Linked DNA regions of Homo sapiens: all the other regions are linked to region 1. A link is a loop called in an ENCODE intact Hi-C map of the cell type or tissue named here. Cell type or tissue: OCI-LY7. All regions are shown on one strand. Links, peaks and the distances in the headings refer to the core of each region. The heading gives the core; the rest is flanking DNA. Region 1 overlaps LOC107985242 (a long non-coding RNA gene). Region 2 holds the start of LOC124904475 (a long non-coding RNA gene). Region 3 overlaps LOC107985242 (a long non-coding RNA gene).

What was found. A loop is a pair of places that touch in the nucleus more often than their neighbours do. Peaks named below come from ENCODE experiments on the same cell type or tissue, not always from the same donor. Only the 100,000 strongest peaks of a DNase experiment are listed, where the experiment ranks them.
Region 2: a loop joins it to region 1, with 2.9 times the contacts of the local background. A loop is called at or near these places in 3 of 110 quality-filtered maps.
Region 3: it touches region 1 in a loop (5-fold over the local background); 4 of 110 quality-filtered maps call a loop at or near these places.

The regions. Positions count from the first base shown.
Region 1 is chr1:194,283,222-194,294,590 of GRCh38, forward strand. All of the region lies in intron 2 of LOC107985242 (a long non-coding RNA gene), which reads right to left. LOC105371670 (a long non-coding RNA gene) reads right to left here. Exons shown (of 3, transcript XR_922390.2): 2 at 9,132-9,207; 3 at 8,018-8,159. Among named protein-coding and RNA genes, the nearest start is that of LINC01031, 980 kb to the left of the region's middle. RefSeq lists a silencer at 6,345-6,545. In OCI-LY7, for the core only: no CTCF peak of the experiment used is centred there; DNase peaks (open chromatin) are centred at 5,128 and 6,500; H3K4me3 peaks cover 3,136 bases; H3K27ac peaks cover 5,274 bases.
Region 2 is chr1:193,443,194-193,454,562 of GRCh38, forward strand. LOC124904475 (a long non-coding RNA gene) reads left to right here and starts at 11,092. Exons shown (of 9, transcript XR_007066777.1): 1 at 11,092-11,209. In OCI-LY7, for the core only: no CTCF peak of the experiment used is centred there; DNase peaks (open chromatin) are centred at 5,928 and 6,218; H3K4me3 peaks cover 1,570 bases; H3K27ac peaks cover 2,449 bases.
Region 3 is chr1:194,219,627-194,230,995 of GRCh38, forward strand. The region is part of intron 2 of LOC107985242 (a long non-coding RNA gene); the gene reads right to left. Among named protein-coding and RNA genes, the nearest start is that of LINC01031, 920 kb to the left of the region's middle. In OCI-LY7, for the core only: no CTCF peak of the experiment used is centred there; DNase peaks (open chromatin) are centred at 6,355, 6,715 and 8,195; H3K4me3 peaks cover 2,607 bases; H3K27ac peaks cover 4,607 bases.

The DNA.
Region 1 (11,369 bases), core at 1,643-9,642:
AAGTGGCTCAATATTCATTTCCGTTGGTGGTAAGGGTGGTGTGAAAACAGGAAAACAAAATGGATCAGCCAAGTAAAAGTCGTTTTGTAAAGTAAGACCAAAAAGAAAAACAAATAATACATGAATCCAGAAGCTCACATATTGTACTGTAGTTATAGATTCAAGTCAAGGTCAGACAGTCAGATGGAGTCAGTACTAAAGAAATGGCGGGGCCGTGTGCGGTGGCTCATGCCTGTAATCTTGGCACTTTGGAAGGCTGAGGCAGGCAGATCAGGTGGTCAGGAGATCGAGACCATCCTGGCTAACACGGAGAAACCCCGCCTCTACTAAAAATACAAAAAATTAGCCGGGCATGGTGGCTGTCGCCTGTAGTCCCACCTACTCGGGAGGCTGAGGCAGGAGAATGGCATGAACCCGGGAGGCAGAGCTTGCAGTGAGCCGAGATCGCGCCACTGCACTCCAGCCTGGGCGACAGAGCGAGACTCTGTCACAGAAAAAAAAAAAAGAAAAGAAACGGGGACACAAGATAAGCAAGACGATCAGCTGGAATCTGAGGAAGGAGTCTTATAGCAATCTTCTTGAACATTACAAAGCATCTATGATTTATATTTATGAACAATCCGGGTAAATGGTTTAAAAGGTTTAAAGGATCTCAGGGCAGGAGAAAATATTCCCCCAAAAGCTATTTTTGGATTTGCTGTGACTGTGGCAATATTAACAGTTCTCCTAAATCAGTAGTTCTGAAACTTTGGTATAAACTGAGGAAGTTGTTGATGTTTTTATCCCTTAACGGTGTGATGGAAGAGGCCTAGGATTGTGACTGGTATAGGGAAAACCTGCATATCTGCAATTTAGCATGCAAGAGAGGGTAGCATTTCTTTGGCTATATTTTGAGAAGTACATTCCGTGTGAAACATTTTCTCTTCTTGTGAAATACAACAAGTTGTTCTGCCCATTCATACTAATTTATCCTCTAATATTTTAGACTAACAGGTACATGGCTATTTGTGCTGATTGGGACACCATTAAAACAGAGATATACATTTAAGACTTAAGAAAGATGCATTTCCTCAGTATTTAGAAACTAAATCTAGGAACAATAAAATTAAGAAACAATAAAATTAAGAATATATATAGCTCAGAAAAGGTGAACGTAAGCAAAGCAATGACATGGGAAATAATGCCTAGTTTATTTTTTACGGCATTTAGAAAGACTGTTTTTTGATAGTCGTGTTTGAAATACATACTGAGTATTATCAGTTCTTTAGATGCAGTCGAGAAACTCAGAGGTTCTTAAACATTTTGTAAGGAAATCCTCAACCTTCGTAAGTATATTTCTGAAACTTTCTGATGTGTAATATTCTTATATGATAATTTTATTAAGGCCTATAATGGAAGTATCCGTTGATACTGTTAAGCCAAAATTTTATCTAGAATTCGGATTTTGTTACTATCAGCTGATAAAAACGTGGACAATCTTTGGTGAGCAAACTTTCAGTTTTGGCAGTTTCACTGTTGTGTTTGTGTGTGTGCATTTATTTCAGCAAGTAACTTCTACTATTACATTTTAGAAAAATAAAGAAAACATGGAAAAACCCATTGTAACTAATAATAGGTGTCCTTCTTATAAAATTATGGCAAAATTGCATTTTCTTCCATGCTTAATATGGCATAATTTGAACCTTAATAGGACATCACTACATTTCAACATGTAGGCTACAATTCAATTTAAAAAAATGATATAATTGAAAAGCATATAGACTTACAGGCATAAAATAATGCTTAAAATTATGAATAATTAGTTTTTTTGATTTGATTTTTAGTTGTTCTTTACAACAGTGCCATGACCATGACCAACATCTACACATAACCACAACTTTAAATCTGTTGAAATTTAACAGTTGGTTTTTTTCAGTCGCTTTCAGGAATAAATTATATGTAAAAGCAGTGGGCTGCTCAGCAAACATGAATACATAATCATAAATGTAATTATGCATGTCCACATATATGCATGTGTACATAGTCTTAATAATGTAGGAAAAATTCAAATTTGAACTTAATTGTATCTTGTTTGAAATAACTCATGATATTTTATGATGTGTTTAATAGTGGTACAAAATGCGTATGTTTCTTTGTATGAATTCTTTGTTTTTCCAAAACCTATTCTTTATTCTTATCTTTGGCACAGAATTGATTGTCAGTAAACATGTATTTGAAAAAAAAAAAAAAAGACATTTATTGGATAAGTTCCTGTTGTTTCCCTTTGCTTCCCTGATAGTATAAGAATTTCAGCTTTATAAACCCTGCTTTTATTTTAAGAAGAAAACAAATTTGACATTCTCTCCATGAAGCATGTGTAGTCTCTAACCTTCTGTTCTGAAAAGTTTAGTTAATAGAGTACATTGTATGTTCCAAGCACTACGTGTTTGATAACTTAATAAGTTCTGGTACTGACATTTGAAGGCCTTGCAGTTTAGTGTAAATTTTATTGTATTCACAGTCAAAATCACAACATCAATTTGATGTTCAAATGTTTTATTACTTCCTAAATGATTATTTTTGTACAATTAGATTTGAAGCTTCGTGAGAAAAATAAAATTATCTTTTGCTACTTCACAGATCAGTAATAATTTTTGATTCATCTCTTAAATTTCTAGTGAAATCCAGATAATAGGTCAAAACTCCAGATGAATCATCCTTGGTCTTCTGATTTCTTTCTCATCACACATTCTGTCTATTACAAAATTATTTTGGCTTTGCCTTCAAAATATGTCTAGAATCTGACCAGTTTTCTTTACTTCCACTGCTACAGTAGTTTAAACCACCAACATCTCGCACCTAAAATACTAGAGGAACCTTCAAAAAGGTCTCCTTTATTCTGCATTTTCACCTCACAAACCATTCCCAATATCACATCCAGAGTAATCTTGTTAAAATGTAAAGGAGGGAGGTCAAACCTCTGCTTAGAGCATTACAATGGTTCCTAATTTCACTTATAGCCTAAAATCTTCATAGTCACTTTCAACACTCTTTATTACCTAAAATACCCCTCCTTCTTTCCCCTCTTCTTAACTTTAATTCTAACTATTTTTTCCCTCATCCACTCCATCCACATTGACCCCTTGCTAATGTAAAACATATGAAGACAATAGGTATTTGCTTTACCTGCTATCTCCACTACACAATGCAAATGCCCGCCCCACCCCACCCCACACTCTCAATTTCCCTTATTTTGTACTAGTTTTTCTTTTCATGGGCCTTATAAGCTTCTTACTGGTATCTTATTGGTACTTATCTTGGTTCATTGGTATTTCTCATTAAAATGTAAGCTCTACAAAGCAGAAGTCTTTATACATTTATATTGTATATTTTTACAGAGATTTCTGCAGATAGATCTGTGATTAGAATAGAGCTTGGCAAATATTAGGTTATCATTAAGTTATTTTAATATGAATAATTAATAAATGAATGAAAAAGTGAGTGATTCTGAAAAGCAAAGTCCCAGAGTTATATATATTTAAACAATGTAGATATTTGAATTTTCAATCAGAAATCACAATAATCCTTACAATTTATTTTATTTTATTTTATTTTATTTTCGAGACAGAGTTTCGTTCTTGTTGCCTAGGCTGGAGCGCAATGGCGCCATCTTGGCTCACTGCAACTTCTGCCTTCTGGGTTCAAATGATTCTCCTGCCTCAGCCTCCTGAAAAGCTGGGATTACAGGCATGCACCACCACACCCAGCTAATTTTTTTGTATTTTTCGTAGGGACGGCATTTCTCCATGTTGGTCAGGCTAGTCTCGAACTCCCAACCTCAGGTGATTCACCCGCCTTGGCCTCCCAAAATGCTGGGATTACAAGCATGAGCCACCGTGCCGGACCAATCCTTACAACTTTAAGGATGTTTTTCATTCCTACATATTATTGAATTTATGTACCAGTTTAATGACAGAAGTAATTTTTTTTTTTTTTTTTTGAGATACAGTCTTGCTTTATTTCCCAGTCTGAAGTGCAGTGGCATGATCGTAGCTCACTGCAACTTCTGACTCCTGGGTTCAATTAACTCTCCTGGCCTCAGCCTCTGGAGTAGCTGGTACTACAGGTGTGCACCACTGCATCTGGCTGAGTTTTTGGTTTTTTGAAATTTTTGTGGAGACAGGGTCTTGCCATGTTGCCCAGGCTAGTCTCAAACTCCTGGCCTCAAGTGATACTCCCACCTCAGCCTCCCAAACTGCTGGGATTACAGATGGGAGCCACTGTGCTCATCCAGAAGTAATTTTTGAACTAAAACATGGCAGATCATTCCTGATTTGCCTTGAGAATTGCAAGACCTCTCCTCATAAAATATATGAGAATGGGAAAATAGCCACAATATGCCATTATGTACAGACAAATCCAAGAAGGAATTTATTCAGAGACCCAGAAACATGGAAAGTAGGTTGATTATACGGGGATAGATTTCAATACAGAACATGAAAAAAGACTTGAGAAAAACACAAGAATCTATGTGGGAAGTCGAATATCATTCCTAATAATGCAATTTTTTAATTATTAAGTATCCAGAGTTGCAGTTACCCAATCCCAGTGTACTAGATAAATGGGAACTCAGAAATAGTGACAAAAGCAGGAAGAAAATCATAGTAATTGGGAAGAATAGGCTAGGAGTTGGATGTGTAAATCGCATTTCCTGACTGAGCACTGTGCAACGTGGCCATGCCACAGTAGAGGTGCAAAATGGTGGCTGCTCATTTGGCCTCTTCCCACTCCAACAGCATTCTTTTTTTATAGTGTCTATTTTGAATCATGTAGTTTTCATAACCTATACCCTGATATTAATTTAATGATATAAAATAATGCAAATTATTTTATAATTGCTCTATGATGCATTTCTTTACAAAAGACAGTGGATTTGTAAAGACATCCATTTTTATATCCTGTTGTCTTCACAAACCCACTCATGGCTACTGGTCAACATATCAATTAAAACCCTATAGGAAGAGCCAATAATTATGTTTACTTATATTCAGGGCAATGAAAATGTCAGCACATTCAGCATCCTTATACGATTACAACCTTCTGTATACTTCAGAACACATATGACAGGTAATTTAATATCTGGCATAGTGGAAAATTCCAGCAAATCTAACAACTCCCTAATGGCATCTTGCCACAGATGTTTAATAGGGGAAGAGAATGTATCAAATCTGTATTCCTATTTAAGTCCTAGAGAAATGAGCTTGTTTATTTATAGCAAAACAATGCTTTTACAGTAGCACTTAAAATATATTGCCTGTCAGTTTTAATATTTATTATGACATAAGTGACTGATAGAAACAGGAAGAAATAATATTTTAAAGACAGAAAGATACAGCTTTGTTGAATTCTTTCTGAGACTCAGGTTAAGAAAGCTGTAAGTGACAGCTACTTTGAAGGAAGAATATTACTTACTAGAATTTCAAATAATGAAAATAATAAAACAGATAAAAGAAAAGAAAACTATTATTTTCTTTCAGACTATAAATTTCCACTTCTATGTAGACGACAAATCACTCATCGCTCTCTAGCATGTATGCAAACAGATAGATTAAAAGCTAAGTAACCAAAGAAATGGAAAGATCAACTTTCTTGTGACAGAACATCCAAAAATGTCAAGAGGTAACTTTGGGAAAAGAGATTACAAGAGAAGACTGAGCACATTTCATTTCCTCCCTCCTTTCTTGAAGGAGATAATCAGTCATGAATATCATCGCTTTTTTTTTTCCATTTTCTCCTTTTACAATTTTGAGTTGATTTTGCCCTTTGAAATCACTTTCTCTAACCTCTCCAGTAAAAACCAATACCTGAACTAAAATAAAATAAAAAACTTAAAACAAACATTTATATTTAAATCCTTTTTAGTCCAAATTTGGGAAGAAGAGAAATAGCATAAAATAATGGCTTGTTACAGATGTATTTTTCTATTATTATTATTTTTTAAATTTATAACTTTTATTAACAAAACAAACTGAGGAGAAGGGCCAAAGAACACTGGTTTTGGAAGTTGGATGAATAAGTAAGTGATAGAAACAGGGTTAAAATATCAGTAAACATAATTTTCCCATGGGTAACTTCATAAATGACTAAGTAAGAACTGATTAAGTATTTTGGTTTGCATTGTTAAAGATTATGAAACTCAAAAAATTTACAAGCCTCTTGAAAATCTTAAACATACAATATTTAAAAATATGCAGCTGGTTCTTGGGGAAATATAGAAGTGTCATATAAATGCTCATTACAACATATTTCAAATTATAATAATGCTGATATTTCTAACAAAACACAAGAGCCCTTGTGACCTGCTTCTATCCAAGTGTATCTTTAATCTCACTTACCTTTTTTATGTATGCAAGTGGTACGATGGAGATGTAGGGCTTCATGAGAGAGACAATGCATGCAGGAATGCACCTGCATTGCCCCTGTTATGCAGCTAGCAGATGGAAATGTGGTTAAGAACTTCCTCTTATACCAGAATGTTTGCTCAGAAGGGACTGTCCCAACTTAGGCGCAGGTGTAATAAATCAACTAAATGTCCTTAACTTGACTCAAGCTCATTATAATATCATTAGCATGACATCTGCATTGTGGTTTCACCACCACCACCCCTACTACCCACTGGGCCTTTCTGTGGTGCTTATGCATAATAATTAAGATGGAATAACTATGGACAAGAACGCACCTGGGCAGTAAGAACTGGGACCAGGAAGCAACTAGGAAGTAAAAGGTTGTGCAAGATGCAAATGAGAAACACACCCCTAGAAATGAGGTTTTTAATCCCCTAGGGCAACCCACTTTTGAGTCCCCTCTCCTTACTGAGCGCTTTCTGTCACTTAATAAAGTCTATTCTGCCATACTCACCCTCCTATGTCCATGTACCTCATTCATCGTGGTGGTGAGACAAGAACTCAGACCTCGCTAAGCTAAGGAGTAAGGCTTCTGCAACAGAACAAGCCAGAATTTCCTACATGAAATATTTATTTTCACATCTTTGTGATGTTCTGACAGTGTGCTGAAGGAAAATGACTTTTTTCCATTCTTTATTTTAAAATTTTGTATTTATTATTAAAGACTCATATTAAGTATTTCCTTTAAACTCCTTTCCTGGATCTCTGATATGAGTTGAATTTACCTCATTTACGATGGCAACCTAAACATACCATTATATCATCACTTAGTGTACTGTATAAAAATCTGTTTTCTATGGGTTACCTCTTCTACTAGGCTATAAGATCCCTATTTTGATTAACCTGGCTTTACTTACCTCTGTCTTTCAGTGTCTAGAATGTGCTAAAAATTTTTATCATAACATAATGAGGTCATTCTTAGTACTAGACAATTGGTAATAGGGTCCAGCCCCCTTGGTACCCATGGAATTAGCAGTTAACTTTTTGGCTCCCACAAGTAATGAGATTTATTGTACACCATCATCAAAATAATAAGTCTTAAAAAGGAGTATATCCTGCAGATGTAGAAACTTTACTACACATTATAACTACATCTTTTTGCCTCTGTTTATTCTGAAAGAAAAGCAATTTAACCTGATGTTTTAACGTCATGTGGTGCATACTATATAATATTAAAGCATGTAAATGGGGTGGTGGTGATCAATGCCTTGATAAACTTAGTTAGTGGTTTTCTTTCAACAGGCAAACCTCTAGGCTTAGTGTAAAGACGTTCTATGATATTTGTTCTAACCAGGACTAAGTCACTCCTTGTATTAGTAAGAAAATACTGTGGAAGACTAGAAACAAGGTGGTGGGGGTAGGGGTAAAAAGAAGAAGAGAAGGGGCGAGGATGAGAGGGAAGGAAGGGGAGAGGAAGAGAGGAGTAAGTGGAAGAGAGAGAGAGGAGAAATAAAGACACAGAAATAAAAAGAAAGGGAAATAGAAAAGATGCTTTCTTCTTCCTTCCTTGCTTGCTTGATTGCTATCTTGCTTGCTTTCTTTCTTTCTCTCTTTCTTTCTTTTTCTTTCTTCTTTTTCTTTTTTCTTTCAATGAAAATGTGTCATAGGAACAAATGTGGTGTTCCCTCTGAGACAACTACACTCCCAGGTGCCTCTTCCAACACATTTTCGTTCTCTTTTTATCATGGCATAGACAATTGTCAGCACTGCTGAAAACTAAATACAGAAAAAGTTGGTTGAGGTTATACTATTCCTTTCATGCTACAATGATGTAACATCATTAAGATCAAAGGGAATTGTTAACTTTCCTCTAATAATAAAAAACACACAAAAATACTGAAACCTTGGATAGGCTTACGAACATTTTAAAAGGCAGAATAACTTTCCCTTACTCAGGATAAATTTTGCCTCTTATCTCTAAATATTATCCTACTGTTTGACAAGAAATAAAAAAATTACTAAATCTTTCACATCCCATATTTTACTGCTGTCTATATTTTACATTTGATATAAACATTTTACAGCAGGTATTGTACACTGAAATTTGGATTCATTTATCTCATAAAAAGGAATACAAATGATGGATTGAAACACCCTGGTATCTAAAATTCTAAAAACATTAATATTTTTACTGAAAGTTATAGATTATATTAACACCAGGGTATAGTCAGTGAAAATACTCCCTACAGTTTAGTGTCAATAGTCTGAACAGCAGTCAGTTTTCCATAAAACATGAAAGCCAACAAATTCTGTTATTGGGTAACAAGCTGATCTAAGCCTAATCTATAGTTATTTACTTGAATGGTACAAGTGGATAAAAACATGTAACATCTTTTAAATGCTTATAAAAAATTTAAAGATAAATGCTAGTTTAATTATAGTCATATGCAAATAGGTTTTATTGTTAATACTGAATATAAAGTATAAAAACATAAATTATAGTCTTATGATAGAGACAAATGTCAGCCTTAATTGATGACACTCTATAAGCAATTTTCTGCTTGTAACATTTGTTTTAATTTTCTCACACAAATAACAGAACTTGCATTCATATAATTAAACATACATGGACTATTAATATTTTTGACATCATCTAGGGAATTTACTTAATTACGCTTCACTCTCTAAAACGTGTATTTACTGTTAAATTCTGAAGTAAATAATAACATTCAACAATATTTTCTATACCTCTGGAATTATAAATCCAGGACTGAAAACAACCCATGGAAGCTTGATCATCTCTCAGGAAAAATGTTCTGTAAGTCTGGAATATATACAAGTAATATTATCAATCACTAACTGTAAGTAAATAATTAATATTATTGTAAGGGCTATTATTTAATCTTTTAATCTACATATAGGATAGGTGTTTCATTTAACTTATAAAAATAATTATATAAAAATAAGAATTATTACTGCTTATACAAATTTTGAGGCTTTGCAATTCTGCTGCAGTAATATGGCTAAAAATAAATTGTACAAAGAAACACTTAAGGACATATAATGTGAAAGTATATGTGAATACAGTCAGAAATATTCTGGTAATGACTAGATATACGAATTTAGAGGATTGTTTTCCTCATCTTGTTAAGGTTTATTTGTTTATTTATCTTTATTTGTATTCAATAATCTTTAGTCCTAGAAAATTTTAGGGGAGAGTAAAAGAGAGTAAAGACATCCGTAAATTGTATGATTCATACTATGACCCAAAGACTGAGATCATCAGATATTGCAGAGAAAAAAAATCTTTTATTGAAACCCTCAAATAGTTTAGCCACAGTATAAACTGTAGAAGATGAAATGATGAACAAATATTCAATGCTCATACCCAAAAACAGGGGTTTTCAAGATTATTATGCTTCAGGATCACCCTGAGGGTGTGTTAACACACAGATCACTGGCCTTCACTCCATGCTCCCTCCTCCTGAGTGTCTGATTCAGTAGGTCTGTGATAGGGCCCAGGAATTTGCATTTCTAGTGAGTTACCAGTTGCTGCTAGGATAGAGACCACATGAGGGTCCTCCACCCAGGCTGTACAGTAACTCATCTCCGGAATATTTATCCCCTAAGTTCCTCGCATAATTTATTGTTGGGGAAAGCACTGTTGTTTTCTGAAGCTCTCCATATGAAAGGGCAGTCTCCAGGAATTATGTAAAACTTGAGTTGGGCATTGATATACGGATTGGGTCCACAAAGTTTTAAAAAAACACAAGAGGATATTTACTGATAACAATTACAGTTACATAGCATTTTCAACTTATAATGTATTTGCTTATGCTTTTTCTTGTTTAACTTTGGTCTTTACAACAACTCAATAAAGGAGGCAAGTATTATAATTTCTTTTCTTTAGAAAAGTGATCTGAAGCTCAGTAACATCCTTAGTTCATAACTTTTGTATGCATGTTTGCATAATTGAAATGAAAACATTCTGGCTGCAAGTTAAGTGATTATGGCTGTATACCCTATGCACCATATGCTTATTATGTCTATGAAACAGTAATGAGGCCAACATGGCCAGAAAGACTCCATTAGGCAGTAGTGAAAAAAATATGTAGGATATTTGGATAAAAGTAGATATGCGTAGGGTAGGACAAGACTATGGAATGTCTTGAAATCAAGTTAAGGAATTTGAAAGTTGTAGCAATCAATAAAATCAGTGTAAAATACTATCCTGCAACAGAAAGACGTGCAAATCATACACATATATAATATCTTACTATTTGGAATCTATTTTCTACTAACTTCAGGAATTGACTCACTCCAAAGCTGTAAAAAGAAAACAGAACATGTGTTTCTTCTAATTGGTACAGTCAGTCTCATTACAAATCCTGATCCCCAAAGTAGGAGGCTGGCGGGGGTAGAAAAGGAAAAGATACACAACTAAATTCCATGCAAGTTTTCATTCCAAGACTATTTTCTCCTGCTCTTCATTTTCTCATTAGGCATTGAGAAAAAAGTGTGGTCTTCTTGGCTGTGGGAGGCAGCATGGCTGGATCTCATGCTGGTTGCTGTGCTTTCTCTGCTGTGCTCTGTCTGGCCCAGCCCATCTGAGACACTGAGAGCTGTTGCTGAGGGCCACTGGCCTAACCACCACCTCTTCCCAGGCAAATGCACATTTGGACTGGTGTAACTTGTGGCCTGTTCTCTTTACATGAATAGTGCTGACCAACCCCTTCACTCATTCCTCATAGGTACTGTGGGCCCTACTAATGACTCTCTCACTTGGCTTACATAAGCTGCTCTCTAGCTTTTAGTAAAACATTACTATTCTTCATGGTAAAGACATCTGATAATCGTCTCCATCAGAGAAGATGACATCTTCCTCTTTGTCTTTCAGGAGATGTGCTAGGTTATGTCCACTTAGGAAGCAGGACCCAACATAGCACTAGACATACAAAAGACTTATTGGGGGAAACAACTGGTTGA
Region 2 (11,369 bases), core at 1,787-9,786, 840 kb before region 1:
ACCAGATGCCAGTGCCATGCTCTTGGATTTCCTAGTCTTCAGAATCATGAGCCAAATAAACATCTTTTCATTATAAGTTATCCAGTCTGTGGTATTCTGTTGCAACAGAAAACAGAGTAAGACAGGGAGTAAGAGCCAAGTGGCAACACTCAACTGCCAAAGGCATGGTGAAGATAGTTACTCTAAGGGACAGTAGGGTCAAAGCAGTAATCAGAATAGTCTGATTCTCGCAGACTGGTAAAGTTGGCCTGTTAATTATAGTGTTCCTAGAAGTGAAATAGATAGGAAGCTATTAAATTCTTACTCAATCTGTATAAGCAGACAAGTTCCAGGTAAAGTGAATCATAAAATTCTAATGAGAATCATAGAAACAGAATCATAGCCCCTCAATCAGTTCTCAGACTTGAGCCAGTTGACAGACCCAGAGCCCCTTGAATGAAGGGAAGACTGGGTCTCCTTGAGGAATGACCCTTGAACACAACTGAAAATGTGTACTGCTAATCTTTCTCTCAGCCTTCCTTCAAAGGACCTAAAGCTTATTACAATGATAATTGTGCATTGGAAAGAGGGCAATAATCAGGATTTGGGAGGAGGCTCTTGAACATTGACTCTGAACTAGCACTGATTCCATGAGGCCCAAAATGTCAAGGTGGCCCTCCAGTCAGAGTAGGGGCTTATGGAGGTCAGGTAATTGACAAAGTTTTAGCTCAAATTCATCTCGCTGTGAGTCAGGTGTATCCTCAAACCCATCCTGTGGTTGTATCCCCAGTTCCAAAATGCATAATTGGAATAGACATGCTGAACAGCTGAAAGAATCACCATACCTTTTCACACTTAACAATTATTAAGCCCATAATAAATAATAATAATATAATTAAATATTAAATAATATTAAAATAAATAATAAAAGCATTATACATTAACATAAATATTATTATATCATAGAAATAACGATTGCTAAATAAAAATTATAGTAATAAAAGTGGCACTCCTTTATTTTTTATAAGCCTTGTTAGTGTCTGTCTTGAAGATAGCTGAATTCTCATACCTGCTTCTGCATTCAATGTGTTGCTGTATGATATGTGGTTGATATGTCTGAAGAAAATCCAGCCTCATATAAATATGTGGTTGGACAAAGGAAGACTATTGTGATGGCATTTTCAAGTAATTGTGTATTTCTTTCTTTGATAGTACATAAACATTCAACAAGTGGAGGTTTTTTGAGGGTTAGTGATAATGTGGATCTGAAGCCATATCAGTGAACTTCTTGTGTTCTTTTATATCAGAATTCAGTGGCCTATTTTGTATAATACTTTGAATGAATATTTTACCTGGGCATGAAGCTAATCCAGAGCTCCACTTACAACACTGCCTTTTATAACATTCTGATGAGACTAAACATGAATTATAAAACATGAAACTCAGCATGAATTATAATACATGAAATGAAATAGGAATTTACTTGAAAAGAGCTAGAGGTTTCTAAAGCAAGTTGATGAGAACTGATAATAAAACTACAGACACTTTAGGGAAATTTCTGATTTTCATGCCTATTGAATCAGACTGTGGAATTGGAACTGTCTTGATAGTTCTATGAGGCTAATATATACTATTTCCTAGGTGCCAAGACATTCACTTTATTTGGCATTAAATATAAATAGCTATTCATCTATTGCCATTAACCAGCTAATTAACTTTATTACCATTGATAGTTTTTAAATTCTTCAGGTCAAGGCTATTGAGTTCTAATTTTTTTTTGGCAACATCTTTTTTTTTGATTATTATTATTTTTTATTATTATTACACTTTAAGTTTTAGGGTACATGTGCACAATGTGCAGGTTAGTTACATATGTATACATGTGCCAGCTCGTGTGCTGCACCCATTAACTCGTCATTTAGCATTAGGTATATCTCCTAATGCTATCCCTCCCCCCTCCCCCACCCCACAACAGTCCCCAGAGTGTGATGTTCCCCTTCCTGTGTCCATGCGTTCTCATTGTTCAATTCCCATCTATGAGTGAGAACATGTGGTGTTTGTTTTTTTGTCCTTGCAATAGTTTACTGAGAATGATGATTTCCAATTTCATCCATGTCCCTACAAAGGACATGAACTCATCATTTTTTATGGCTGCATAGTATTCCATGGTGTATATGTGCCACATTTTCTTAATCCAGTCTATCATTGTTGGACATTTGGGTTGGTTCCAAGTCTTTGCTATTGTGAATAGTGCCACAATAAACATACGTGTGCATGTGTCTTTATAGCAGCATGATTTATAGTCCTTTGGGTATATACCCAGTAATGGGATGGCTGGGTCAAATGGTATTTCTAGTTCTAGATCCCTGAGGAATCGCCACACTGACTTCCACAATGGTTGAACTAGTTTACAGTCCCACCAACAGTGTAAAAGTGTTCCTATTTCTCCACATCCTCTCCAGCACCTGTTGTTTCCCGACTTTTTAATGATCGCCATTCTAACTGGTGTGAGATGGTATCTCACTGTGGTTTTGATTTGCATTTCTCTGATGGCCAGTGATGATGAGCATTTTTTCATGTGTCTTTTGGCTGCATAAATGACTTCTTTTGAGAAGTGTCTGTTCATATCCTTTGCCTACTTTTTGATGGGGTTGTTTGCTTTTTTCTTGTAAATTTGTTTGAGTTCATTGTAGATTCTGGATATTAGCCCTTTGTCAGATGAGTAGGTTGCAAACATTTTCTCCCATTTTGTAGGTTGCCTGTTCACTCTGATGGTAGTTTCTTTTGCTGTGCAGAAGCTCTTTAGTTTAATTAGATCCCATTTGTCAATTTTGTCTTTTGTTGCCATTGCTTTTGGTGTTTTAGACATGAAGTCCTTGCCCATGCCTATGTCCTGAATGGTAATGCCTAGGTTTTCTTCTAGGGTTTTTATGGTTTTAGGTCTAACGTTTAAGTCTTTAATCCATCTTGAATTAATTTTTGTATAAGGTGTAAGGAAGGGATCCAGTTTCAGCTTTCTACATATGGCTAGCCAGTTTTCCCAGCACCATTTATTAAATAGGGAATCCTTTCCCCATTGCTTGTTTTTCTCAGGTTTGTCAAAGATCAGATAGTTGTAGATATGCGACGTTATTTCTGAGGGCTCTGTTCTGTTCCATTGATCTAATCTCTGTTTTGGTACCAGTACCATGCTGTTTTGGTTACTGTAGCCTTGTAGTATAGTTTGAAGTCAGGTAGCATGATGCCTCCAGCTTTGTTCTTTTGGCTTAGGATTTACTTGGCGATGCGGGCTCTTTTTTGGTTCCATATGAACTTTAAAGCAGCTTTTTCCAATTCTGTGAAGAAAGTCATTGGTAGCTTGATGGGGATGGCATTGAATCTATAAATTACCTTGGGCAGTATGGCCATTTTCATGATGTTGATTCTTCCTACCCATGAGCATGGAATGTTCTTCCATTTGTTTGTATCCTCTTTTATTTCATTGAGCAGTGGTTTGTAGTTCTCCTTGAAGAGGTCCTTCACGTCCCTTGTAAGTTGGATTCCTAGGTATTTTATTCTCTTTGAAGCAGTTGTGAATGGGAGTTCACTCATGATTTGGCTCTCTGTTTGTCTGTTATTGGTGTATAAGAATGCTTGTGATTTTTGTACATTGATTTTGTATCCTGAGACTTTGCTGACGTTGCTTATCAGCTTAAGGAGATTTTGGGCTGAGACAATGGAGTTTTCTAGATACACAATCATGTCGTCTGCAAACAGGGACAATTTGACTTCCTCTTTTCCTAATTGAATACCCTTTATTTCCTTCTCCTGCCTAATTGCCCTGGCCAGAACTTCCAACACTATGTTGAATAGGAGTGGTGAGAGAGCGCATCCCTGTCTTATGCCAGTTTTCAAAGGGAATGCTTCCAGTTTTTGCCCATTCAGTATGATATTGGCTGTGGGTTTGTCATAGATAGCTCTTATTATTTTGAGATACGTCCCATCAATACCTAATTTATTGAGAGTATTTTGGCAACATCTTAAAAATGTTACTTTGCCCATCTATGGCTGCTTTCCACCAACCCATTCAGCATAGGTGACATTTCCCTGCTATAGATTTTCTCTCCCTTTTACAGAATGGAGACTCATCTATACTCATTAACATTTCTAAAGGCTACTAAAGATGAATATTCTCATAAAAGCGCCAGGTCATTTTGATTTTGTTATTTTTCATTTAAATGATATGTATGCCGTGACTATGTGTAAAGTGGATCAGGGCTGAAGATACCACACATTAGTTGATTCCCATTGTGAGGAGAAGCATATGACAAGTTTTCATTCTAGAGTCCTTTTCAGTCTCCAGTTGCCAAGAAAGTTATGGATATACAGTTACGTGTCTCTTGATGATGGGGATGCATTCTGAGAAATGCATCGTTAGGCAATTTTGTCATTGTGCAAACATCATCATGTACCTACAGGAACCCAGATGGTATAGCCTGCTACACATCTAGAATATATAGTATAGCCTATTTCTCTTAGGCTAAAAAATTACACAGCACATTATTGCACTGAATACTGTAGGCAATTGTAACACAATAGTAGGTATTTGTATATCTCAACATATCTTTAGCTGTTTACATAGAAAAGGCAGTGCATTGTGGCTCTGACATTATGATGGCTATGCCACTAGGCGATAGGACTTTCTCAGCCTCATTATAATCTTGTGGAACCCTTGTCATATATGTGATCTATTGTTGGCTGAAATGTCACTCTGCAGCGTGTTACTGTCAATTGTTTTCAGTAAGAAAGTATGTTGATAAAAGTGCAATTTTTGTCCATGAAGAGGGGGAAGCATATTATCTTTTCTATAATTTTGTTTTTGTATTTCTTGTTTTCACTCAGAAGACAAGGCTGTCTGTCTTTATACAGAAGCTCCTTGACTTATTATGGGTTTAAGTCCCAATAAACCTATCACATGTTGAAAATATCATAAGTTGCAAATTCATTTAATACACTGAATCTACTGAATATCGTGGCTCACCCTAGAATTCTGTAAATGTGCTCAGAACCCTTATAGTACAGTATTTAATAAATTACATGAGATATTTAATACTTTATTATAAAATAGGCTTTGTGTTAGATGATTTGGCCCAGCATTGCCAGAGAATATTGCATCACATATTGCTAGCCCTGGAAAAGATCAAAATCCAAAATTGGAAGTACAGTTTCTATTGAATGTGAATCACTTTTGCACCATTGTAAAGTAAAAAAATCATAAGTCAAATTGTCAGAGGATCCAGGGGCCCTCTGTACTTTCTGTTGGCTTGACTATGACAAAGGGAGACTGATTTTGTTGCTAACTTGCACAAGTATATAAAACACAAGACGTTGGTATATAGTGTTACGTACATTTTAAAAATTACCAAGCACTTGAATGTCCTCTCAAACATGTGTACATATCTGTGGATCAAGTTCCTCCCTTAATTGTGGGTAAACTAAGCCTATTTATGCATAACCGGCTACCTTTCAGTTTTTAATAAGGTAAAATGCTGAATACTTATTTTTATAAAGTCTCTCTTGCTGACCTTTGTGGAATTAGTAAATTATGTTGATAGCTGGAACTTCATTTCTTAAGAGGTTTATAAACCTCTCAGGACCTTTGTTTTTTCTGCAAGTGGTAAAACCCAGGTAGAGCTGAGTAGAGAGATTTGTTTGAACTTTCAGTCCTAGCAGGTGTGGGGCTCACTTTCACCTCTGCTATTCACAATGTTCCTACGAACTCTTTGGTTCATGGGATTGCAGAGAGTCCTGACCTTCATTGCTTGAGCTGTGTTCCATTTCTGTGTCACCTTTCATCTTATGTTCTTGGGGAGCCTTTACAGAAAGAAAGGAACACAGCGCATCACTGATTCCCTCACCCCTTCTATGCACAGCTGACTTCAGTTCCTTTTTAAAGCCTCAGCTTGTGTCTCACCTCTGGCAGGAAACGTCCATCATCCTCTCTGCCCTCTGCTTCTGGGCCACATTCCTCTTATGGTATCTTTCACATGCCCCCATTATGACACAGTCCTCACACTGTGGAAAAAAACACACATCTTAAGTGTCTCTGTCTGTCTAGATCATGAGATAGAAGATTTCTTTCTCTCTGGTGCTTGGTACTGTGTCTGGTATAGTCAGTGAAGTGATCCAATGGTGCTAAATTGGCCCCACAGTAACCAGGCAGGGAGTCTGTGAAACGTCATGGCTTAGCCACCTGTGCCTTCAGAGTCTTGCGAATTAAAGGGAGAGGCTACACTTGAGCCAGTGGGGAGTGGGGGTGGAGAGAGGAAGTTAAACAGAATTTCAGTAAAATAGGGTCAAAGGAGTAGCAGAGCATAAAAGGACACTATTCTCACTAATATTTCTGAGATACTTGTGTAGCTAAGTCTGTACAAAAAAATAGTTGTTGCTAGGGTAGATGAGTCAAATTTCACATTTTAAGGTAAGAATATCCCAGTAAGGGCAATGGGGTTATATTATCTGATACTACTTTCTCTTGTTAAATGTTCTATTAATATTGCAAGCACATTGTATAAATTCCAGTTATCAACTATGTTGATAAAGAATGAAAAAAACCTCTCTTATGTTGCTATTTTTTTGAGGAATTGGCGGCAGGAGGGTGAATTTTTCCATAAAGGCAAGGTGGGGATACACTTGAATCCCCAAGCTCCTTGAGAGGACTCTTTGAGATCTTGTAGCACCAAAATGAAGCGCTCAGTGGCCACTTTTATAATACTCTAGTGAAATCTGGGATTTAGTTTTTCTGTAAATTATTAAATAATTTCTCAAATAAATATACATTATTTAATATTGATTTCTCAGGAGCTAGTACAATACTTAATATATAGAAAGAGGCCAGAAAATATTTGTAAATATCTCTCCTAGAGATTTACCCAGAGCAGCCATATGATAGTCCCATCTCTCCAATGAGTAATGGTAACTTTTTCTTCTTATTTTTCCATCCCATCTCAACGTCTAAGTTCATCTAAAATCATTGGAATTGGATAAGATCTTTTAGAAGACCTACACTTTTGGCATCTCTCCCTGTTCTTGCTGCCTCCTGTAGGCTCTTTATTCTTAGAATTGGAGGAAGTCTGTGGACATCAGATGAAGATGGAAAGACTTTCAAAGAATAATGCTGTCTATATACTGGAAATGAGAAGGAACTCATTAAAAGCAAATTTAACGTGACAATATCCAAGGAGGACACTATATATTTCTTTTCACTTTGGGCAGGCATAAACCTAGGTCAGCTATCTCCTCCATCTCCTTCCTTTGGGCAAATTTCTCGATTCAATTTTATCTTTTAGAAAAATGGCATGTCTGTGGAGGAGGCTGAGGGTTGAGATCTTAAGCAACACACTCTGATATTGGAATGTTAAAAATAAATGCCTCACACAGCAGTTTGCCATTTGAAGAGACTATCATGAAAAGATTGAGAAAGTGGTTGAAATCAATTTAGCTGTTCTTTATTCTACAATGAAGAAAACAGAGTTCACATTATTTTGGTAAAAAATATTTTTGAAACAATCAGTTTGTTAGGTGTGTGAATGAAATTTACCACTAAGTCATAAAAAACCAAAAAACCCAAACCAATGGAAAACCTTACCCCAACTTAACCCTAAGCCTCAAAGGCACTGAGGCACACATATTTTAAGAATAGATATGCACATTGAATTTCTTCTCACACATCCATTTGTGAATTAGGGTCTGATTTCTCATTTTTAGATCTCATGTAAACTTGTTGACACCAGTGGGTAAAAGTGCTGAGCGTGTTTTATAGAGAAGAGTATTCTCATTATGTATGACCTGGGGCAATGCTTTACAGATTTTGGTACCAACAAAATTGTTTCTGTTTGAGTGCCCACAGAAATGGACTTTCAGACAGGCTTTTAGTACAAAATAATTTATTTGAGAAATGTATGAAATGCCAGAAGGGAAATAAGGAAGTGAGATGGGAAACGGAAGGCAATCAATAGAAGGTACATCATCAAGCCAGTTACTACTAATTGCCATTATTACATAATACCAGGGGGAAATTGGGAAATGGTGTAGAATGTACACTTCACAGCTATCCCTCCTGGGGAATGTGAAATATGTACATCTATATACCTATGTCTCTATCTATCATTGATCTATCTCTATCTATCTATTATCTATCTATCTATCTTCCATCTATCTATCATCTATTATCTATTATCTGTCTTTAAAAAATCTATCATCTATCATCTGTCTATTTAATCTATTATCCATTTATCATCTATCTTTCAATCTGCTATGTATCATCTATTATCTGTCAATCTATTGTCTATCATCTATTATCTGTCAGTCTATATTATCTATCATCTATTTTTCAATCTATTTATTTATTATCTATCATCTATTATCTATCTATCTATCTATCTATCTATCTATCTATCTATCTATCTATCTATCTATCTACCTATTTCTCTATCTTATCGTCTATCTATTGAGCTAAGTATAAATTCCTCACTCCTATCAGTCATTGGTTGAAGGTTGCTCCAGAGGGGTTAATTCCAGAAACTTCTGGCCTACTATTTGCTGAGGTAGTCCAGGCTTTCAGAAGCTTCAGAGAAAAGCCCTCAGGCAACAAGATTTTGACAGGTGTGTACAAATTGGCCCCTAGACACTGAGGGCACCAGCATATGTTGGTGCATCTGAGGGGCCTACTCTGCATCTACTGTGGTAACCATTTGGTTTCTGAGAGGGCATTCCTGTGTTGACCACTGAAAGTGTGAAATTTCTTTAAAGTTTTGTGTTTTAAGATACCAATAAATGTAAAATGTGCATTTTGTTTCATAATATATTTGTTATTAATTATAAATATGAGATGTTTAAAATCACTTATCAGTAGAATAACATAATGTTTTGCCCAACCTAAAATTTTTTTACATGAAAGAAATGTCTTAGCCTGACTTCCTTTGAAAGCAGAGCTTAAGACAAGTCTTGCATGCAAGTTTATTTGGGGACTAATTGCAGGGGCCAGGGGTGAAGGGCTAGGGGCATAGCAAAGCTAGGAAAGCCAAAATAAGGATGAGCTATCAAGTTGGCTACTGCTGCGGGTTGAATGGTGCTGGATGTTGCTGGGATCATCTAAGAAGCCTATCAAAATTAAATATATTTCAGAACTGTCCAGCGTGGGGACCAAAGTGGAAGCACGTATCCACTATCGGTTCCCCAGTGGTCAATGGAAACCCCATAGGCATTAACTATGCTCCCTACAATGTGGTGCACACCTGAGTGATGATCAGATTCAGACAAGTCCTGGGATAAAAAGCATAGGCCAAGGTTCAGAGTTGTCAGATTACATTTTGGGAAGGTGGTAGGAGCCTGTGCAGAACTGATTGCTGTAGCAGGGGCTGAAGTGTGGGGTGGGCGGGCTAGGAAGACCTATAATGGTGCACGTGAAGTGCCAATACAGTGATGCTTCAGGAACATGTGAATAAGAGTTGAGGATGATAAGAGGCATACTCTAGGGGGAGGTGTGTGGTTATTGATATGCTACTCCTTTGCCAAGATCCAGCACTCTTTTGCAGAATCCAGATGCATTTTGACAGTCTCTTTCTGTTAAAAGAAATTCAAAATTCATTCTTCCTTTCCCCTCACAATCATTTCTTAATTTTATATTATGATACAGAGTTAATTTATTAGCCTTTCAAGGTTATTTGTTAGAATCATAAGTTTTAAGACCATTTGAGAAGATTCAACATATATAAATAATTTTTCTTTCAAAATGTAAAAACCCATTAATATGAAAACATATGGTATATGTTTCATAAAACAAAACAGAAAATGTAATTACTTATAAATAATCTTCAGTTTGACTCTATTCTCATCATAGCCCACATTCTCCATTGTTACTCTTGAAAATGGAACCCTGCTTTTCCAGTATCCATGTAAAGGAAAGGCAATGAAGAGGTGGTCTAATTCCAACTATGCTGGCAGCTACAGCTCTCTCGAGCTAGAGACTCAGAGGGAGTCAGGAGAATCATTTATTAGACTAAATATTCAATGTGTAGTGTCATAAAGTAATCAATACTACATCAGCTGCTGCTGGCCATCCCAGCTCTATTATCTGTGAAATGGGCTGGCATGACATTGGACCCAGGGGAAATGGGAGGAAAGCCTCTGGTCAAAGGATGCTTTATTTTACTCTACAGAGAGATGTAAAATGCATATAAATGAATGTTTAAATATTTGATTTAAGCATTTGGTTTTATTGGTTTGAATACACTATGAGTTTTATTACCTCAGTGAAGAAGTCTTTTCAAAGAAAGATTATGGAAAGCCTTTTCAGCATGTGTGATTCCCCCCAAAAAAGATGCTTGTACTGTTTTTTTTAGTCATTCCTAACAATTAATACTACTGAGTCCTAATGAAGAGGATTATAAAATGTTCCCTTACTTGTGACCACTTCAAATCAGAAGGTATATATGATTTCCTCACCCATTAAGCAGGCATAATAATCATGCTTTAGTTTAGTATACACGAGATTTAGAACAGTGCTTGGCATATAGTAAGCTCTCAGAAATGGTAGTTGTTAATATTATTATGTTTATATGTTGTAACCCGCTTTGGTTACCATATGCTTGTCTAAATCTAGGCAGTAAAAACATCCAAACATTCCAAGCAAATAACAGGCTAAATAAAGATGCTATTAACAGTACTACAACTATAGTTAATAACATACTGCATGCTTGAAAATCACTAAAAGAGTAGAATTGAAGTGTTCTCACCACAAAAAAATGATAAGTATATGAGCTAATGCATATGTTAATTAGCTAGATTTAGTCATTCCACATTGTATTCATATTTCAAAACATGTTGTACACCATAAATGTATATAATTTTTGTCTATTAAAGATAAATTTAAAAAAACAAATAATAATAAACAAGAACACAACTATTTTTAAACCTAAAACTTTAACACCAAAGGCAATGCATAATTTTGAAAATGAAGTATGTGGAAAATTTAAGCCATATCTTCAATTATTTCTCAAATATCCTCAATGTATATATTATAGGTAAAATGTACCAGAAACAAATTTCTTCATTTATTCAGCAGATCTTTAGTGAATTTCTACAATGTGCTAATGCATTAGGTGCAGAAGATTCATCAGTGATGAGGACAGTCAGAGTCCCTGTCATCAGTGGGCTTCAACTATAATGAGAAAGACAAGACAATGAAAAAGTAAGCAAATATATAAATAAGGTAACTATGGATTGTAATTAGAGTTTAGGAAAAATAAACATAATGAGATAGACAATATCTGTGGGAGGCTACTCTAGAGGAAGGCTAGTGAAGACTTCTCTGAGGAGGTGACATCTTTGCCAAATGTTGAGAATGAGAA
Region 3 (11,369 bases), core at 1,584-9,583, 64 kb before region 1:
GCAAAAAGAAAATTTTGCAATGTATAAAACACAATGGTAAGTTTAAGTATAGAGACAAACCCGGAATACTCTATTGCTGTAATTGTGGTGTGCATTCCACTCCTAACTCTAGTATGAAGTTTAGAAGACAAATATATCAAAAACCATAGTAGGTTACAGCAACCTGTTAAGAGATAGATAACAAATAAATATGTAAATAGAGACAAGTAACCCAAAATATGAGTCACATAAAGTGTGTATATATATAATATATATATATACACACTTTATATATAAGTATATATATATACACACTTTATATATAAGTAAATATATACACACTTTATATATAAGTATATATATATATATTTGTATTTTTACCTTTATATCTATTCTTAATTGTGATCTAAGACAAATTTTCATCTAATTGAAAAACATATCTATGAGATGTTTTTGTAAGCCTCATGGCAACAACAATGCAAAAACCTATAATAGATTAAAAAAAGCAATAAATGAAAACATGTAACCAGAGAAAATCACTTAACCACAAAGAAATACAGGAAGAAAGGGGCCGGGCGCCGTGGCTCACACCTGTAATCCCAGTACTTTGGGAGGCAGAGGCAGGCAGATCACGAGGTCAGGAGATCGAGACCACCCTGGCTAACACGGTGAAACCCCATCTCTACTAAAAATACAAAAAATTAGCAGGCGTGGTGGCGGGAGCCTGTAGTCCCAGCTACTCGGGAGGCTGAGGCAGGAGAATGGCGTGAACACGGGGGGCAGAGCTTGCAGTGAGCTGAGATCCTGCCACTGCACTCCAGCCTGGGCGACAGAGAGAGACTCCGTCTCAAAAAAAAAAAAAAAAAAAAAGAAGAAGAAATACAGGATGAAAGGAAGACAGGAAAAAAGAAAGAGAGGAGTAGAAATCGCAAATAAACCAGAATGCAAGCAACAAAATGGCAGTGGTGAGATCTTACTTATCAATAAGAATGCTGAATGTAAATGATCTGAATACCCTAAGTCAAAGGCGTGAAGTAGCTAAACAGATAAAGAAACATGACCCAACCATATTCTGGCTTCAAGAAAACCAATTCACCCTTAAAAACACACATAGTCTGAAAATGAAGGGATGAAAAAAATAGTCCATGCTACTGGAAACCAAAAAAGAGCAGGAGCAGCTATACATTTATTGAATAAAATAGACTACAAAACTAATATTCCAGAAAGAGACAAATAAGGTTAGAAAATGGTGATAAAGGAGTCAATTCATTAGGAGGTTATATTACAAATATTTATGCACCCAACATCAGAGCTTCCAAGTACATAAAGCAAAGAATAATAGATCTAAAGGGAGAGATAGAGTGTAATGCAATAATATTGGGGGATTTTAATACCTCACTCTCAATAATGGACAGATCATTCAGACAGAAAATGAACAAGGAAACAGTGCATTTAAACTACACAATATATCTAATAGGCTTAACTGACATTTACAGAACATTTCACCCAATTGCTGCAGAATACACATTCTTTTCATCACCACATGGAACATTTTCTAGAATAGACCATATATCAGGCCATAAAACAAGACTAAGCAAATTCAAAAAATAGAAATTATATCTAGTGCCTTTTCTCACCAAAATGGAATAAAACTAGAAATCAGTTACAAGAAGAACCTTGATAAATAAGCTAATATATGGAAATTAAACAACATGCTCCTGAATGACTAAAGGGTGAATAAAAAAATTAAGAAGACAACTTCTTAAAATAGATTAGATTGAAAAAAGAAATGCAACATACCAAAACCATGTGTTACAGCAAAAGCAGTGCAGTAAGAAGTTTATAGCAATAAACAACTATATCAAATAAGTAGAAAGACTTCAAATAAAAAACTTAATAATGTACCTCAACCATTAGAAATACAAAAACAAAAAAAATCCAAAATTAGCAGAAGGAAAGATAATAAATATCTGAGCAGAAATAAGTGAAATTGCGACTGAAATCAATACAGAAGCTTAATGAAACAAAAAGTTGGTTTTTTGAAAAGGTAAACAAAATTGACAAAACTTTGAACAAAGAGAAAAGAACCAAATAAATAAAATTAGAAATGAAAAAGGATGCATACCTGAGACCTCAAAAATATGAAGAGTTTTCAGAGACTGTTCTGAATAACTATATACCAACAAATTGGATAACCTAGAAGAAATAAGTTCCTGGAAACATACAACCTACATAGATTGAACCCTGAAGAAACTGAAAACCTCAACAAATTAATAACGAGTAACAAGATCTAAACTGTAGTAAAAAAAAAAAAAAAAAAAAAAAAAAGCTTCCCATAAAAGTAAATCTCAGGACCTGATGGCTTCACTGCTGAATTTAACCCATCATTTAAAGAACTAATACCAATCCTACTCAACTCAACAATAAATTAAAGAGAAGAGAATATTTCCAAACTCATTCTATGAGGCCATTACCACGATACCAAAACCAGACAAGAATACAACAAAAAAGAAAACTACAGGCCAATAACATTGATGAACACAGATGCAAATTCCTCAACAAAATACTAGCAAACCAAATTCAACAACACATTAAAAAGACAATTCACCATGGTCAAGTGAGATTTAGTCCAGGAATACAAGAATAGTTAAACATACACCAATCTGTAAATGTGACATTCCACATTAAGAGAATTAAGAACAAAAATCATATTATTATTTCAATAGGTAGACAAAACCCAGTTGATATAACATTGCTTTATTAAAAACCCTAATCAAAACGGTTATAGAAGAAACATATCTCAAAATAATAAAGGCCATACATGACAAACCCAGAGTTAGTATTCTGAGCAGGGAAAAATTAAAGTCCCTTCTTCTAAGGACTGGAACAAGACAGGATGCCCACTTTCCCCATTTTTATTTCATGTAACACAGAAAGTCCTGGTTAGAATGATTAGGCAAGAGAAAGAAATAACAGTCATCTAAATTGGAAAAGAAGAAACCAAATTAGTCTTGTTTGCAGATGACATAGTCTTAAACCTAGAAAAACATGAAGACTATCACACATTTTCTAGAATTGAGAAATGAGTTTACTAACGTTGCAGGATACAAAATCAACATACAAAAATCAGTAACATTTATATACATCAACAATAAATAATCTGAAAAGGAAACCAGTAAATCAATCCCTTTAGCAACAAAAATATAAAGTATCTAGGAATCCTTCTAATTAAAGGAGTGAAACATCTCTACAAGAAAAACTATAAAATTCTAATGAAAGAAATAGAAGGGAACACAAAAAAGTTGGAAAGATAGTCCATGCTCAAGGGTTAGAAAAATTAATGTTCAAATGACAATATCAACAAAAGCAATTTACAGATTTCATGCAACCCCAATCAAAATTTACTACCAAGCCATCATAACCAAAAAGAGACATATAGACCAATGGAACAGAAAATAAAACCCAGATATAAATTCACACATCTACAGGTAACTCATTTTCAACGAAGATACCAAGAGCACACGATGGAGAAAGGATAGTCTTCTTAATAAATGGTAGCAGGAAAACTGGATAACTGTCTACTGAAAAATAAAACTAAATCCTTATCTCTCACCATACACGAAAATCAAATAAAAATGGATTAAGGATTTAAATCTAAGACCTGAAACTATGAAACTGCTAGAGAAAAAAAAAACACCTGGGAAACATTCCAGGACACTGGTCTTGGCAAAGACTTTTTGAGTAAGACCTCAAAAGCACAGGCAACCAAAGCAAAAATAGGCAAATCCGACTAAATCAAGCTAAAAATGCTTCTGTACAGCAAAGGAAACAACCGATAAAATAAAGAGACAATTCCCAGAAAGGGAGAAAATATTTGAAATCTATCCATCTGACAAGATTAATAACCATAATATATAATAAGCTCAAACAATTCAATAGCAAAATAAGAAGAAGAATCCAAAATGGGCAAAATAATTGAACAGACATTTCTCAAAAAAGACATAAAAATGGCCAACAGGTATATTACGAATTGCTCAACATCACTAATCATCAAATAAATGCAAATCAAACCACAATGAGATATTATCTTATACAAGTTAAAATGGCTTGTCTAAAAATTACAGACAGTAACAGATGCTGGCAAAGATGTGGAGAATGAGGAACCCTTGTACACTGTTGGTGGGGATGTAAATTATATATTTAAAATACAGTCACTGTGGGGAACAGTATGGAGGTTCCTCAAAAACTAAAAATAGAACTATCATATGATCCAGCCATTCTACTACTGGGTATATATATCCAAAAGAAAGGAAATCAGTATATGAAAGAGATATATGCACTGCATAGTAGCAAAAATATGGTATCAAAGTAAGTGTGCATCAATGAATGAATGGATAAAGAAAATATGACATACATACACACAATGGAATATTATTCAACCATAAAAAAGCATGAAATCCTGTCTGCCACAACTTGGATGGAACTGAAGTCCATTATAGTAAATGAAATAAACCAAGCACAGACAGGTAAGTATTGCATGTTCTCACTCACATCTGGCAGCTAAAAATGTGGATGTCATGAAGATAGAGAGTAGAATGGTGATTACCGCAGGCTGGGAATGGTAGGGGGAAGGGATATCGAAGGGAGGAAAAAGACACAAAATAAATCACAATGTGAGGACAGCCTCTCTTTATTGAATTAGAAATAAATATTAATTTGAATATAATAGTTTAAGATGAACACACTACACACATTTCCTCTTTTGGTTTTTAGATGTTTTTCCCTCTGATCCATTATTCTTGTACTTTAGTGGAGTGTTTAGGACAAGATTCTTATTGGGGTTATTGGGATAATTTTGATGGTACTTGTTATTTGATTCTTAAATAGGTGATTACATAGCTTATCTAAAATTTAGAGATTTTTGAGTAATGCTATTTCTTTGAAAGCACAATTACTTAATTTTGGATTGCTCATTATAATGAATTAATTGTAATCACATTAAAAAGTACTGCTATGATAGACTCCTTAGGAAACATGGAAGCATCATATTATCAACTTCAAAAACAACTGAATCTAGATTTTGTAAAATCATCTTGCATGTATTAAGTTTGCCTTCTGCATATTTTAAGGAGGGCTCTGAGTCTAACAAATAGCGTAAATGTTTATTGGTTACTGTTTGAAAATTTTTCAAGAGACTCTAGAATGATACAACATACGAATATAGTCTATTTCACTAAGGATATTAAGATCAAACAGAAAATTCAATATGACAGTGAAGCATATGAGTTTAGTGTATAGACTTAGTGGGTCTGAAACTTAACAGTGCCACGTACTTTATTTGAGACCCTGAACAAGTTACTTAAATTTACTGTGCCTCAATTTCTACAGATATATATATATATTATACTATATAATATATATTAGGATTACATATATCCTACAGTCAGACATCTTTTCTATGCTCTTATAGTATCTTGCAATTTATTATAATAACAAGAAAAAATATTTTTGTTCATTATATATATTTACCTATACTTTATTGCTCTATGATTGCAGCAGTCATCCTTTTATGTTCATAGCTGTACTTCTTTGCCAAATACATGGCTATTACTTAGTGAGTATTAAGTAGTATCTTCCCATAATTAAAATTATGTATAAATGTATATTTGAATGCAAATTAAACTCTTTTATTAAACTAAATCCTTCCTAGACTGGTGGTCTCTAACACCACAAAAATGTAGTTCCCAGATAAATAACCTAGGCAACTGCCGAGTCAACTGGGCTAGTCAACTAAATACCTAGACCACCTAAACACCCTGGTCAACTGGAAATGCATATATTTCCAAAAGTAGATTAGAAAAAAATGAGAATAATTAATAATGAACTGAACAATACTAGAGTTTGATTTAGAGACAACAATGTGGAGAAGGAAAAGATTTTCACTACCTTGTTCTTGCTAAATATCTCTCACTTTGGAACTGTGATAACTTGGACAATCTCTCTGATTTGTAGTCCCAATCACAGTCTTAGGCTAGCTTTATTGCTACAATTAAGATAATATGCATAAATATGATACATGAGCTATAAAATGCATCTCATTGCCAACATTCTCATCTCAGTTTTAAGCACAGGGCACAGAAACCTAAAGTGAAAACTCCACACTATATATCATATCAAAACATAACAGAGGCAAGTATTACAAAATTAAATTAATATTTTATACTATTGTATAATATAGAAATAGCTACATATGTATTATATACTACCAGGATTTTCACTTGTGAATGATATATTTACCTCATCATTATAATAATGCTTAACCAAGCAACAGATGTTCATTTTGAGGAAGCTATTATTGTAACATAGATTGTTAAGGTTAGCATAGTGACAAAACCACAAACCGCTTACAGCCACGAGTCCTTCTTCTCCCAGTAGCACTATAGTTTAACTTTATCTTTCTTTGACCTAAATTCAATAAAAGGGGGAAAAAGAATCCCTGTGTCTTTAAAATACTGTTAAACCACCACAGTTCAGTAATTTATTTGGCTTTAGCCTTTGCAAGCTAACTGTCTGTAGTTGCAACTTTACAGATTTTATGTATTCAGTTTGAAAAAAAAAAAAAGGCTTTTTTTTCCCCCAAAAGAAGCTAGCTGTTAACAGAAAGAAGAGAAAAACAAGATTTATCTTATCCAGCTCCATCCAAAACAAGGTGCTATGCTTTCTGTGACTTCAATTTGACAAGTAAAGCCCTGGGCAGGCATGTAGTATCACTGCTTGTCACTATAAGGCAACAGACTGGAAAAGACATGAGATAGTGTAGAAATAAGCAAGTGTAGCAGGTAACTAATTAAGATTAGGAGTGCACGCTGGAAGATTTTCTAAATCCAAGACACCCAATCCTTCCATATCTACTGTAATACAAAACATATACAGCTGGCATGCAACAAGCTCATCTTGGAAAATGTATGCTTTTTGCTTTGTAAAATTTAAAGTAAAAATGGTAGATGAAATGAAAATCTGCAAGTGAGGCAAAATCTGTGTTGACTGCCTTTGTTGTAGAAGTTTGTCTCATTCTGAAATAAATCTTGATTTATTCCAAATTAGGAGATTTAAGTATTTCAATTTCCAATTTAAAAATAATTCCTTCTCTTTGTCTCTGGCAGTATATAATATGTATGTGTATAAACATATATTCACCTTAAAATTTAATATGTGAATACCAAAATATTACATAGAATTATGTGTAGTCTTGTTTCGCCACTGTTCATTTTTTCTCATATTTAACTCTCATGAAAATTTCCCTCATTTTTTTGAGTGTTGTTTCTATCATTTTATTTCAGTCATTTCATTCTTTATTTTCTTCTATTTTTCCTTTGCTCTACAGTCATTTGGGGCATTGTTTTCTGTATCAAGATCTTTTTACACAGACTATATTGCATGGGAAGGCGGCATGCAAGAGTAATGATATGCAAGGTGATTTTTAAAATAAAATATGACAACTGTTGAAAAAGCATGTTTTATCTATTTCTCATTGTATTTTCTCTTTTTTGATACTGTATAGAATCATTAGGATAAACCAGTTGGCAATATACTCAGAATGAAGAAAACAGTGCAATCCCTGTCTTCCAGGAAATTATAACAGGTTAGGAAAAAGTCACAAAGTGCTTCACCGCATTTTTTTTTCCTCATGTGTTATTCATCAGTATTTCCATGAACTTCCTCAGGTTACTCAGGATCCAAGATAGCATTATACTTACATCATTTATAACAATTGAAGCTCAGAACAAACAGATGTGAGGTTGAAAATGAATCACCTGAATAGCAGCAGTTAAGAATTCTTCACACTTAGCATACACAGTGACCTCCTGATGGAAAAGAGCAATTTTCAGCTGATTGATCACACTCATTTTCCTTTTTCTGAAATTATTATTCTAAAGAAATAATACTGACTGAGTTATTCTGGCCCTGTTTTTCATAATGTCTCCATTGTATTTCCATGTAGTTACCTTGAGTTTATGGAATTGTCTCTGTTGCAACTCAGAAGTCATGGTTCAGCTATTGAATCAGGAAGTTCTGGATATTTTAGAGTTACTTGAAACTTTTTAGGTCTTATAGTTCATTTGGATGGAGCTGGAGGCTATTATCCTTAGCAAACTAATGCAAGAACAAAACCCCTCACTTATAAGTGGGAGATAAATGATGAGAACACCTGGACACAAAGAGAAGAACAACAGACACAGGGGCCTACCTTAGGGTGGAGGGTGGGAGGAAGACAAAGAGCAAATAAAATTAACTAATGGGTACTAGGTTTAGTAGCTGGGTGACAAAGTAATCTGTACAAGAACCCCCAGTGACATGAGTTTACCTATATAACAAACCTGCACATGTGCCCCTGAACCTAAAACGAAATTTTAAAAACAAACAAAAATCATAACAATGTCAACGTGTCCATTTTTAATGGGATTCCATTAAGCTGTGTATATCTTGCCAATTGGCAACCTCTGAACTAGCTGGTGAGCATTTGTCAAAGTATTTTCTTAATTTCAGTTCCATTATTTTGCCAACTCAGTTTTGTAAACCAACTGGATCACAATGAAAACTGCTTAGGAAAGGTAAAAGCTGCCAGCAGATATTTCTTGTAATTTCCAAATATTACACTTAGTAAAAGAAATAAAACTAGTAGAAAATGTAAGCTAACAATTTAATGTTTTACAGTGCTTATAATCTTGTTACTTTCCTCCTTCATTACTATTTCTTGGTTTATCTAGACTTTTTTCAGGATTGTATATATTTTAACTCCCCTTGTCTGGTTGAAAAAAAAAAAACTTAGCCTCCATCTTCATAGTTTCTGAGTAGTGCATTTTGTATATAATTGAAATACTTTTCCTCTAACTTTCATATATAAAAAACTACAGCACAATGAGGAAACAGCCTGCTGGTCTCTGCACATAAATCCTATGACCCCAAGGAGGTTATAGCTCTCTTTTGTTACTATTCCTCTAATGACATAAGCCTGAAATATCCACCTGATCGCATTCCTACTAACACACATAAAACCTCCAGGTCATCAAAGTTCATGATGCTGGATATAAAGTTACCCATTTATTTTATTTTATTTTTAGCTGACATATTAATTATACACATTTATGATGTACATAGTGGTGTCTTGATATGTATAATGTATAGTGATCCAACCAGCATAATTAGCATCTCCATTATCTCAAACATTTATGATTTCTTTGTGTTGGGAACATTCAATATCTTCCTTCTAGCTATCTGAAACTATACAATATATTATTGTTTACTATAATCACATAAAAAACCCATTTTAAAAATGAGTCATTGTATGTGATTGACTGCTACTCATTTCAACAATTCATACCCAGATGTATATTTGGATTACAACATAGTAAATATGAGAGTGTGATTGTTCAGAGATTTTGCTCTCCTTCAAGAGAATGCTTGTGATGCAAAAACAAATAATTGAAAAGAAACTGAATTTTTCATCACATCAGCAAGCTCTGAATAAGTATAGTAGATGACAGTATACACCACTTCAATATGTAATGTTTACACTAACATGACTTTTCTCCTCATGGAAGAATGTGCCTCTTCCAGCTCGTTCATAAAATTTAATTCCAACATGTGCCACCATATCATGTAAAACCACACATAAAGCAAGATCATGTATTTTTATCCATTGTAATTTGTTAAGAAAATAAAAGATACAGTCAAATAAATGTCATTGTATGAAAAACTTGAGAAATCTGAACATCGACCTTACCTGTGATCTCAGATTTCTACAGTGATTTGCTTACCTATCATTTGTGTTTAATGATGCTGAATTTCTCCTACTACTTCAGGAAATCACAGAAATACATTTCCACTTCTAGGAGCATACTCTTCCACCAAAATTAACAAACAAATGAACTGGACTATTCACTCTAATCTTCTGTTAATATCTGCAGTAATTTCATGCTGCTTTAAACTAGTCTATTATACACATTTTAATAACAATCATTTCTGAAGTAAGAGAGATTGAGTCATTGGGAAAATTGGATTTGCTAAAAAGATGTCAACGACTTGGATTTCTTTAAAAGGGAGCAATTTTTCTAGGAACACAGGAAATGGGTCAAATAAATACAATGCCTCCAGAATTTAAAAGAGTACCACAACACACTATATTTCTTTCTTAGTGATGTATAGTATCATAACTTACTCCCAGTCAGTGGACACCCAAAATGTCAGGCCTTTCCGTCTGCAGTAATTACTTCCCAGTCCCCTGCCAAACATGTGTTCTTTCAGTGGGTCTAAAGGAGTGCCTACAAACTATTGATGGTAAAGGATTGTTACGGAAGCTTTGGGGTGTCAATTTTCTTTCTGGAAACCTCGGTGGCCAGTGGCGCCTTTCTCGGGTTCTTGTCCTGCATCCAGAAGAATGAGGTACGCAGACATGTGAAGGGTGAACAGGATGAAGATGAGCTTTATACAATGTTACAACAGCTCAGAGGAGACCTGCAGTGTGTACCTACTCTCTGCAGCAGGCCATCCATGGGCTTTTCAATTCTCACCAGAGGAGGGTCTGGAGAGGGTGGCACCTGTCTGCTGGCATGTTGTTTCTGCAGCTCTCAGCAGAGAAGGTAGCTAGCTCCTCTCTGCTGAGAGCTGGTCATCCCAACATCTCCAGCTCTCAGCAGAGTGAGTATTCCTCTCTGCAGCTGGTGTCCAATTGTTTCTCTGCCATCTTCATCCTCTGGCCATTATCTGCCCTACTCTGGCTGAGTCCAGGGCTTTTATGGACCTCAGAGGGGAGGAAGTGCCAATTGGTCCATGGGCGGCCATGGGCAGGTGGAAGAGGCACCAGGAGTCCCCACTCTGGTCCCCTGCCTGATAGTGTGGCCCCCAGCCTTCAGGCCCTCCCTGGCTTGAGGTGGGGCCTTACTGGAGACCCAACCCCTTCTGCCCAGGAATCAATTTAACTCCCACTGCCATTCATGGTTCCCGGGGCTCAGCCCCAACCCCCAATCTGAGATTGGGGCAGGCTAGGAGGGAAGAGAGGCCAGGCAGCAGGAGGAGACACCCCCAAGCCTGCAAGGTAGGGGAGGAGGGCTTCCCAGGCCCCAAGGGTGCAGGCTACAAAGACACCGTGTCCTGTACCTGGGAGGGCAGCAGCAGCTGTACCTGGGAGGGTAGATCCTGCCTGTTCCCAGTCACCTGCCAAGAGCATAGGCAGGCTCAGATCCACAAACTGTGGGCCAGCCCAGGAGGGTGGGACTCCTGCCTGCTCCCTAGAGCAAAGGGTTTGGGTCTGCAGCCACAGATTGGGCAACTGGGTGGCTGCATCAGCACCCAGGGAGCTCCCACCCCAACTCAGAAGGGGCGGGGTTCCC